Regions from separate parts of the Homo sapiens genome. Here region 2 is linked to region 1. Evidence: read pairs that join two places in POLR2A ChIA-PET (ENCODE). Cell type or tissue: OCI-LY7. All regions are shown on one strand. Links, peaks and the distances in the headings refer to the core of each region. The heading gives the core; the rest is flanking DNA. Region 1 overlaps DYRK4 (dual specificity tyrosine phosphorylation regulated kinase 4). Region 2 overlaps KCNA6-AS1 (KCNA6 antisense RNA 1).

What was found. ChIA-PET counts read pairs that join two places held together with the same protein. Peaks named below come from ENCODE experiments on the same cell type or tissue, not always from the same donor. Only the 100,000 strongest peaks of a DNase experiment are listed, where the experiment ranks them.
Region 2: POLR2A ChIA-PET joins it to region 1 with 8 read pairs; 2 of 35 experiments call an interaction of 5 or more read pairs at or near these places.

What each region holds. Positions count from the first base shown.
Region 1 is chr12:4,581,355-4,586,731 of GRCh38, reverse strand. All of the region lies in intron 2 of DYRK4 (dual specificity tyrosine phosphorylation regulated kinase 4), which reads right to left. Among named protein-coding and RNA genes, the nearest start is that of DYRK4, 22 kb to the right of the region's middle. In OCI-LY7, for the core only: no CTCF peak of the experiment used is centred there; a DNase peak (open chromatin) is centred at 2,281; H3K4me3 peaks cover 585 bases; H3K27ac peaks cover 1,828 bases.
Region 2 is chr12:4,815,715-4,821,091 of GRCh38, reverse strand. The region is part of intron 1 of KCNA6-AS1 (KCNA6 antisense RNA 1); the gene reads left to right. It also overlaps a transcript of KCNA6 not described here. Among named protein-coding and RNA genes, the nearest start is that of KCNA6, 9.1 kb to the right of the region's middle. In OCI-LY7, for the core only: CTCF peaks have their summits at 4,728 and 4,937; a DNase peak (open chromatin) is centred at 4,871.

The DNA.
Region 1 (5,377 bases), core at 168-5,167:
GTGTGTGTGTGTGTGTGTGTGTGTGTACGCAGCCCAGGAGTTTAGCAGCCCCAGGTGACCAAGTGACCCCGAGGACTGGTGGCCTCTACATCTCTGCACACTTGTACTCCATTCTCAAATACCCACAGGTCACACAAGTTTATGAACTTGCTGATTGTTGGCTGTCTTTCAGCAGCTTCCCCAAGAGGCACACAGTGCCCCATAAAAACACTTAATTCGACCAAGGGATCGCTGGGAGGCAAAAGGAAGCGGGTGTGCTCTCCCGTATTCACAGCTGCAAGACAGGATTTTTTTTGAAGAAAGTGAGCTTTCATGACATTGTTATATCTAAGCCAATAAAACAGGAATCTCCTTAGTAGTCCTGAGCTCTGTATCTAAATCTAGAATCTCCTATGTAACAAAAGATTTTATTCACAGGGGTCCAGAGCAGGGGGGTGCTTCCTGTGCAGTCTAAGACCTGGGCCCTGCCTCTAGAGGGGACAGGAGATCAGAAGAAAGGGCATCAGTGAAAGCCAACGAGGCTCTTTTCTTGTTTCTAGAGAAGGTGTCTTGCCCTGTTACCCAGGCTGCAGCCTCAACCTCCCAGCCTCAAGCAATCCTCCCACCTCAGCCTCCCAAGTAGCTGGGACTACAGGTGCATGCCACCAAGCCCAGCTAATTTTTATTTTTATTTTTATTTTTGGTAGAGACAGGATCTTGCTGTTTTCCCAGGCTGGTCTCAAACTCCTGAGCTCAAGCAATCCTCCTGCCTTGGCCTCCCAGTGTTGGGATTACAGGCGTGAACCATCATGCCCCCAGCTAAAGCTCTTTTCAGTTCTCGTTTTTGTGACCATCACAGCTCTCAGAAGACTTCTAAACAGCCAGAACTAAATTATGAAGTTTCTTTATCTTCCAAACTTTTTGTATGAATATGTACTGCTTTTATCATTAAAAATACCATTTTGAAAAATTATTATTATACTTTAAGTTTTAGGGTACATGTGCACAACGTGCAGGTTTGTTACATATGTATACATTTGCCATGTTGGTGTGCTGCACCCATTAACTCATCATTTACATTAGGTATATCTCCTAATGTTATCCCTCCCCGCTCCCCCCACCCCACAACAGTCCCCGGTGTGTGATGTTCCCCTTCCTGTGTCCATGTGTTCTCATTGTTCAATTCCCACCTGTGAGTGAGAACATGCGGTGTTTGGTTTTTTGTCCTTGTGATAGTTTGCTGAGAATGATGGTTTCCAGCTTCATCCATGTCCCTACAAAGGACATGAACTCATCATTTTTTATGGCTGCATAGTATACCATTGTTTAAAAGCAAAAGATATTACAGCAGATAACTATAAATGGTTCCATGCAATGCAAGGGAGGAGAAGGCAATAATAAGTGCAGCAGCACTCTCTCCATGAGACCCTTGAGAGAGTGGAATAGGCTCTAGAAGGAGGCATCAAGGAAACTACGCTGGGAGAGCTTCAGTCTATGGAAACAGCAATTGTGGGAATCAAGAGAAGGGACAGGAGATGCTGGGCTCACAAGTAGGCTGAGGCCACTAAGATTCACACGTAGGCCCACACTTGAGTCGGGATTCCCTGGGGTCTCCCGCTGTGCTTGTCATCACTAAGAGATAAACCCATAGGATCTGAACACTGCGGTGACATGCCACAGGCAGGCTGATGGCGGGTGAGGGGTGCTCCAGTCTCAAGTCCTGACCCAGGGCCCCTCCTCTGCCGTCTTGTGAGTCTGTGTTTTGAGCTAGCTAAGCACTTGGGTTCTCACACTTCTTTTGTTTTCTCAGAAGAAAAAAAAAGCAAACTCCATCCTCATGTTTCAGCTAGCTCACCCTTCTCCAATAGAAACTGAGTTCAGCTTAAAAGCTGATTAGAGGCCAGGCGCGGTGGCTCACGCCTGTAATCCCAGCACTTTGGGAGGCCGAGGTGGGTGGATCACGAGGTCAGGAGATCAAGACCATCCTGGCTAACATAATGAAACCCCGTCTCTACTAAAAACACAAAAAATTAGCCGGGCGTGGTGGTGGGCGCCTGTAGTCCCAGCTACTCGGGAGGCTGAGGCAGGAGAATGGCATGAACCCAGGAGGCAGAGCTTGCAGTGAGCCAAGATCGCACCAGTGTACTCCAGCCTGGGCGACAGAGCAAGACTCTGCCTCAAAAAAAAAAAAAAAAAAAAAGGCTGATTAGAAAAGGAAGGGGGAAACTTGAAACCAGTTTACTCACCCTGCCCCCTACTCTGCACCTGGCATTTATGCAAAATAACTACAAAGGTGCCAAACTGTTCCTTCCAGTTACTCAGTCCTGTGATCCTGCTCTTCTTCTTGCCTCAAAGATTCTTCCGGCAACACCTGCCTCCTGCTTCCGCAAGCCGGAAGGATGCACAGAATCACTGAGTTGCAGTGGACCTTGGAGATGCATTCATTCTTAACGCATTTACTGAACATATCTATGTGCCTACCGAGCAGTGTGCCAAGCACAGATCACACAGTCCAGCCTCCCTAGCAGTAGAGCCCAGAAACCTGTATTTTAAGCTTCCCCAAGTGAGTTCTGTGCAGGCAGATTTGGGAGCCACATTCTAATATAATCCCCTCTTTTGGAACTAGTCTCTCCCACCTCTGAACTTTTGTTTTTCTTTGTGTCATTGATGTTTATGTATCCTTTCTAACTTTTTACAAATTTTTCTCATCTTCCCCCAGGAAATTCCATGGCAACAAACATTAGGCTTTCCACAATGTGCCAGCCCTGGAACTTCAAGACCAGTCCCACTGGCTGGGTCATCGGGCGGGGCGGTCCCACAGAACCTGCCCTGCGTGTCAGTGTCCATGCCATCATTACAAGAACGTAAAGTGAGCTGGGACCAGCTCCAGAGCCAATCTTGGATTTGCTGCGTGTCTCAGGAGGGAGTAGAATTTCACTAAGTGTCATCTTCCCTGACACTACTTCTTTGTATGATGTCACAGGGAAGTGCCTCAATTGCAAATTCATATTACTGAACACAAGCTGACAACCATCTCACTTTCAAAAGTGAGAGTCAAGGCTGGGCGCAGTGGCTGACACCTGTAATCCCAGCACTTTGGGAGGCCGAGGCAGGTGGACCACCTGAGGTCGGGAGTTGCAGACCAGCCTGGCAAACATGGTGAAACCCTGTCTCTACTAAAAACACAAAAATTAGTCGGGCGTGGTGGCAGGCGCCTGTAGTCTCAGCAAAGGTGCTGTGACTGAAGTACAGAGCACGGGGTAGCGAGTGGCTTACAAATATTAATACAAGAGGGAATGGTCACAGAGGCTTCCTGGAAAAAGTGCTGCTATGGCTGAGGCCCAAATGCGGGTGAACGATGGGGACGTGGACTGGGTCACATGGCGTTGGGGTGGGTGATGGGAGAACATTCCAAGCAGAAACAGAGCAGGAGCAAAAGTGCTGAGATGTAGAACAGTGCCATGTTTGAAAATGGCAAGACTTGCAATGGCAGGAGCCAAAAGGCAGGGGTAGAAGCTGAGGAATGAGAATTGCTTGAACCTGGGAGGTGGAGGTTGCAGTGAGCTGAGATGGTGCCACTGCACTCTAGCCTCGGTCATGGAGCAAGACTCTGTCTCTTTTTCAAACTTCAAATTGTTACGATTTCTTACTGTGAGTGGCATAATTATGTGAGAATAAAGATACCCCTTCACCATTCTTTGCCCACCACATCCCTAGTTCAGGCACCTATTGCAATGGTCTCCTAAGCAGTTTTCCTGCCTCTCCGCATTCCATCCCATCCTCTACCCTTCCTCCTGAGTGGCCTCAGAAATTAAACATGAGCATCTGATCACATTAGTAAGTTGCCTCCATCTCCTAGCAACTTACCAGGGAGCAGAAGTCCTGGCTCACAAAGCGCCCCCAGCCTCAACCCTTGTCATGGCCCTACCCCTGCCTTTTGGCTCCTGCCACTGCAAGTCTTGCCATTTTCAAACACCGCACTGTTCCACATCTCAGCACTTTCACTCCTGCTCTGTTTCTGCTCGGAATGTTCTCCCATCACCCACCCCACCGCCATGTCATCCAGTCCATGTCCCCATCGTTCACCCGCATTTGGGCCCCAGCCATAGCAGCACTTTCTCCAGGAAGCCTCTGTGACCACTCCCTCTTGTATTAATATTTGTAAGCCACTCGCTACCCTGTGCTCTGTACTCTATTACAGCACCTGCAAAGGCTTGTTAGACAAGGTTGTTTTACTGGTTTCTTCTTCTGGTATATAAGACTCTTTTTTATTTTATTTTATTTCATTTCATCTCATTTCATTTCATTTTATTTGAGATGGAGTTTCGCTCTTATTGCTGGAGTGCAGTGGCGCCATCTCGGCTCACCGCAACCTCCGCCTCCCAGGTTCAAGCGATTCTCCAGCCTCAGCCTCCCGAGTAGCTGGGATTACAGGCACGCGCCACCACGCCTGGCTAATTTTGTATTTTTAGTAGAGATGGGGTTTCTCTATGTTGGTCAGGCTGGTCTCGAACTCCCGACCTCAGGTGAAACCTCCCACCTCAGCCTCCCAGAGTGCTGGGATTACAGGCGTGAGCCACTGCTCCTGGCCAAGACTCTTTAATAAAAGACCTGGGTCTTATCTCAAAGCCTAACATGATAAGCATTACAGATAGAGCATCCCTAGCCTGAAATGCTCCACTTTTGAGTGCCGACAATGACACCACTCACGTGCACAAACTTTGTTTCATGCACAAAGTTATTTAAAATACTGTATAAAGGTGCCTCAGGCCACATGCATAAAGTGTATATGCAACATAAATGAATTTTGTGTTTAGAATTGGGTCCCATCCCCAAAATATCTCATTATGTATATGCAAATATGCTTAAATCTAAAAAAATCTGAAACTCAAAACACTTTTGGTCCCAAGAATTTCGGATAAGAGATGCTCAACCTGTAGTAGGCACTTAAATATTTGCTAAAGGAGGAGGAAAAGAAGGTGAGAGGGAAGGACAGGAGAGAGGCAGGGAGGGAGCAGGATGTTTCAGGACCCAGCACTTGTCCTGAAAGATCTGAGACAACTCTAGGCTGTCCAGGGAGACAACTGAGCTTTGACTTCAGTCCTTCCCTCTCCTGGTGGTCAGTCCATCCTTGCCCTGTTCTAGCCTCATTCCTCGTTCTTAGTGGCTTCTATTCCCACCAGGAAAGTGCTCCCATGCTCCCCGGCCCTTCTTTTGGAAGGAAAGCCTCTAATCAGCGAATTCACACAAGAGAATCTTCTCTGCTCATGCCCCCTCTCAAAGGCAGCTGCAATTTCAAAGAGAATGCCTGGAAAAGGAAGCGCTTTCTTCCAAATAAATGAATTGCTACTCAAAGGAAACAAGAGATGGTTCATGGTAGGAAAGAAGAACCTGTCTG
Region 2 (5,377 bases), core at 138-5,137, 230 kb before region 1:
AGTGCAGGGAAGAGTCTAGAAACTGGTTTCTGCCTCCCAAGGCATCAGAAGTCAGCGTTCCTGGGTAAGATGCTGGCCTTCTGCATCCCTTCTTTCCGCTATAAAATTCAGAAGACTCAGATAACCCCTTGACTTCCTGATTTCCAATCTATGACAGTTTCCTTCTGTCCAGTCACTAAATTTAACAGAAAAAATAAAGCCTTAAGAGGTTAAAGAATCCCTTAATCAGTGAGATTAGAAGCCCAGAGCCTGTACATGAGCCTCTCTTTGTCCAGTGCTAAATACCTTTGGTCTGCACTAGCCCTCAGTCATTAGTCCTCCCTTAAAAATCCAGAAGCTGGTCATCTGGTTCTGGGCTTCTCTAGCTAGGCTCACTGCCTCTGTGCCCTGGAAACTCAGGGGAGGGAAAGATAAAAGTTAAAATCACTTAATTCCATTTTCTATGGGCAGCTCTGCTAAGGAGTTTGGTTGGGTAGAAAATGAAGAGTTATTTTTAAGAGTGTGTGTGTGTGTGTGTGTGTGTGTGTGTGTGTGTGTGTGTGTGTTTAGGTAATCCTTACAGTTCCATTTCCCATGGGAAAATATGCTGGAGTTGGAGTTAGAAAATTTGGGTCCCAGGCACAACTCTGCCCCTAATTTCCTGTGTGATCTTCGGCAAATTATTTCACTTCTCTGCATCAGTCTCCTTCTTCCTAAAGAGGCATTCACTGCCCCCTCCATCTGTGACCCTCTGCAATGCTCCAGGGCCTGAGGGAAGGGTTAAGTGAGAATTCTCATTCTAGTTTGGCTGGAAACAAACTTTGTTAAAATATATACATATTACCAGTATATCCATCCTATTCTTCCAAGATATATTCAGATTATATTTCTGTATATTAAATCACACCGTAAGGGCAATTATTTAAAGAAATTCTGCTGTGAATCCTCTGGGCAAAGAGCCTTCTGGTAAAAATAGCTAGCTATCCTGAGTCTATTTTTTATGTCATATTTCATTTAAATGTTTATTTCAGAGAACAAAACTGCAGTTGGCAGGGACCCTGCCTTTCTCTGACGTGCAGGTAGTTTCGGCCCCACTCTCGGATGGGTGTTTGGTGTCTCTAAGGGTCTCTCTGCTGATTGGCAGTGGGAAGAGCCATGCTTTGCTAAGAGTTTATTTCCTGCTAAACTCTTTCACTGGCTGCCTCTTCTGAATCTCACAGCAACTGTGTAAGGCAAGTGATGTTAGCTTCCTTATTTTGCAGATGACGAAACTGAAGCTCGGTGAGGTTAAATGAGGTACAGCTAATAAACAGTGATTCAGACCAATTCTCCAACTCCCATGGCAGGCAAGCCAGCAAGCTCAGAATCCTCAACCATGAGGGCAGCCACGTCACCTTGCCCTGGGATAGGACCTTTGTTAAGAAGCCGTAGTGGCTGTGGCAGTGAGCTGAGGGTGAAGACAGCAATCTGGCCCGTGCCAAGACCCCTAACAAGAGATGTCATAAATGCTCTTTAGGTGGAGTGAAGGCCAGGGGAGACCCACAAGGGCAGGGGAGCTGGCTTCTTCCAACTACGAGGCCTCCTGTCTCCTCCACCTCAAAGAAGGACAGGAAAGCAGAAACACAGCCACGGGAGATTAAGGGGTACCCCCACCTGCAAAGGGGGCCGTGAAGGTGACTGGGGAAAAGAATGCATGCTGACGGTGAGGACCAGGACAGTGGAAGTTTGAAAGCCACTGGAACAGGGTAGGAAAACTCTGGGCCAGGGGCTGGCTTGTGGGTTCTGTCCCTTCTGCTAACTATAAGACCCTGCATTCTTCCCAAGGAAGAAGGCAGGAGCAGGTGTGTGAGGAAAACTCGAATGCAGTGTCAACCACTGAGAATGTTAAAATGGGAGAGGGAGATCAGTGGCAGTACTGAGAAAGGGATCCATAGAAAGATGTTCCACGTATATATGCTACACACATATAGAATATATAGCACCATATGTGTTTGTGTATATACGTGGGTATATGTATAAGCATGCATGTATGTGCCTGTGCATACGTGTGTATATGTTTGTGTGTGCATATACGTGTGTATACATGTGCATATGTATATTCATGTTTCTGTATATATACGTGTGTGTATATGTGGTTTTGTGTGTGCATATGTGTATATATGTGTATGTGTGTGTTTTTGTGTATGTATGTATGTGTATGTATGTATATATATTTATGTGTGTATATACGTATGTGTGTATATGCATATGTGTGTGTGTGTGTGTGTGTGTGTGCACTTTCAGGGACCCATAGGGAACAAAAGCACAGGACACCTGCTGCTGCTCCATCAGAGACAAGCTGGCATGTAAACAGAAGTCTATAAACACATTTAGGAGCTATGGCTTCATTCTTCTTGCCCAATAACAGTTAGACCCTCACTGCATTCCATTCTGTTCCATCTCCCCTGAAGAGGATGAAACACACATTACTGTGTGCCTTTAAAGACATCACAACCCCTCTGAGCTTCAGTTTTCTTATCTGCCAAAGAAAAAAACAAAGCCTAGCCTACCTACTTCATTTCACTGCTGCAGGATGATAATAACAGCTGACATTGTACATTTAAACACTGTACATACATTAATTCATTTAATCCTCAAAACAACCCTATCAGATTGGTACTATTATTATCCTCCATTTGACAGAGAAAGAAACTGAGGCCACAGAACTGTTTCATAACTTGCCCCATGTTACCCAGCAAAGGAGGGATTTGAGCCGCGACGATCAGGCTCCAGCAACTATGCTCTTAAACCCTTTGTTAAATCGCACGATGTCTGAAAGCACTGAACGTGTTTGACAATGTTCTGTAAATGAATAGCACCATTCTTATTCTTGCTAGGACTATTCCCAGTGGGAAGGATGCAACGCAAGGTCAGGATTCCCTAGGTGAGGATAAATCCTGCAACCTCAGATCTGCAGCCCCACTAGCCAGGTGCCACGCTTCCAGTGGCAAGTCCTCCCCGCCCCTCCCAGCTGCAGGACTGTCTTCCTATGTTCTTTTTCAAAGCAGTGTCTCTGCTGCCAAGAGCAGGTTTGTCTGTCTCCTGGAGACAGCGGTTGTCAAGCCCTGAGAGAACAGCAAGCATGTCAAAAATAGCAGCGCCAGCAGACTGCGTGGCTGCAATTTCCTTTTGAAATGTCGCCTTTGCTCTCACCAAAGAGCCAGGGTCTGTCTGCGCTCCTTGCAGCCTGCAGCAGAAGCTGCTTAAGATTCCAAAATGTTTTCCAGGAGGAGGTAAAGTGTATCTGCTGAGGCTCGTGACCGAGGAGTGAGGAATTCTCTTTAGAGTAACAATGATGAGGTTGGAGTTGGATTAAAAAAAAAATTGTAATAAATCCCATCAGGACTAGTCCCCAAACAGGTCAAGTGATAGCCAAGGTTAGACCAGTGCGAATGATACTTCCTGTAGGGTAGGAACCTTTCCTCTTTTGTTCTGAAAATGAGGGAGTCCCTCTCCTATTGTTAATGTGCACCTTCAAACACAGCAGCTGCTTTGATAACCCTTCAAAGGCAGTGGCTGATAGATTTCCACTCCCCCTTTAGGGTACCAGGTGAAGCCAGGGGATGAGGACCAAGAAGACCAAGAGGCAGGGTGAACTATTTTCTCAAGTTCAGAACAAAGGGACATGAAAAACATGACCATTCCCAACCCCACAGAGACTCACTCAAGGCCAGCACAGGAAAGTGGTTCATCAGGAGACCTGGCAAGATGAGAGGCTAAAAGCCCATCTGTCTTTCTTCCCCGCGGCCTATGTCTGGGAAGATCCCTCTCCCTGCCAACTGCCAAGCTCCAGACCCTGTTCTGCCATGAGCTATCTGTGCAACCCAAGGCAAAATATGAAGCGGGATGGAGAGAGGAACTCCTACCACCTAGTAAATGGAATTCTTTTCCTCCCCTAAGTGACTGTGACAAGGTAGGATTGGAGGACACTTTCCTCCCCACTTCCTTCCCATGGCAATAACACACAGTCAAAACCCATGTGAGCCAGGATGGCAGCTCCAGCCAGATTGTCCTGGAAGGACCACGCTCTCTGGGAATCTATCTTGGAATGTATGTTGAGTTGCAGGCAGATAGAAATGCTGCTGCAAGCAAGGGCTCAGCCAGCGGAGAGGAGAAATGACAAGCCACAGGACTGGCTGGTGCATCTGAGGAAAGCACCAAGGAGAGGGAAGGGAGGGTCCAGTGGGCACAAGGCAAAGCAGGCCAAGAGGGGATCAGAGTCTGGGAGAGAATCATTGAAAGGCTCAGTAAGACAAATGAAGGCCGTTACCGTCCACTTCTTTTGTTTACCGGAAGCACCAAAGACTGCTGGGACCTCTTCATAGGGCTGTTAAGCATCAATAACGACTGTAGAGGGACTGTAGGTAGGGGGCCAGGGAAAATAAAACCTTTATGTACCCACAAAAAAAATTTCAAAAAATTCAAAAATAAAATAATAACCATAGTAGATAAATACATAAAACCTTGGGCCCTATGCAATCTCTTAAGGAATTCTGAGTTTACAGGTGCAGGGATTTGGTGGGGTTTTTAGTTTGTGGGAACTTTTCTTGGAGTTTTTTTCTTTTTGCCAGCAAAGTGTAAGTTCCCTGGGCAAGCTCAAGACCGTAGTCCTGTATAATGAATAATGTTCAACATATATATCATAGTTCAGTGCATGCTAATTATGCCCTGCACTTACCCAAAAAATGGCATGACATATCTTTAGAGGAAAAAAAGAAAAAAGAGAAAAGCATGTAACTCTCATAACAATTTGATGTCAAAACGAAGCACACACAGACACACACACACACACACACACACACACACACACACACACACACACACCAGTTCGTGGTATTGTGCATGAATAGCAACGATCGACTGCATATAAGCTCTAAAGTGTCCCCATGTGGCAGAAGAAAAAAACTGTCATTCTATTCTAGATATTGTCTGGTCCATTTTTAGACATGCTAAGCTTCTAGATTTATAGGACCAAACCGTTCTCCCAGCCCAGATGGAAAACTCCCAGATTATTAGACTCGTTGCTTTCTTTTTTTTCACAATTCAATGATTTTGGGGTGCGATTTTTAGAGTTGTATGATTATTACCACAATCCTGCTTCACAGCATTTCTATTATCCCCCAAAACTTATCTGGGGCCAATTGTAATAGCACAACCTTCAACCCCATGGGGGCCCCTCAGGTTGTCCTAGTGTCCTGCTGCAGGTGGGACTTAGCCCATGCTCTAAGACTTCTAGCAAGGAGACCATCAATTCTCCTTGCGGACTGCCTGGTGAATCTTAATCCTCCTTGTCAAGGAGTGTTCCCTGCACCTTGCACCACAGAGATTTATGTCCTTTCCTTTTGTTCTGCCTTCAGTA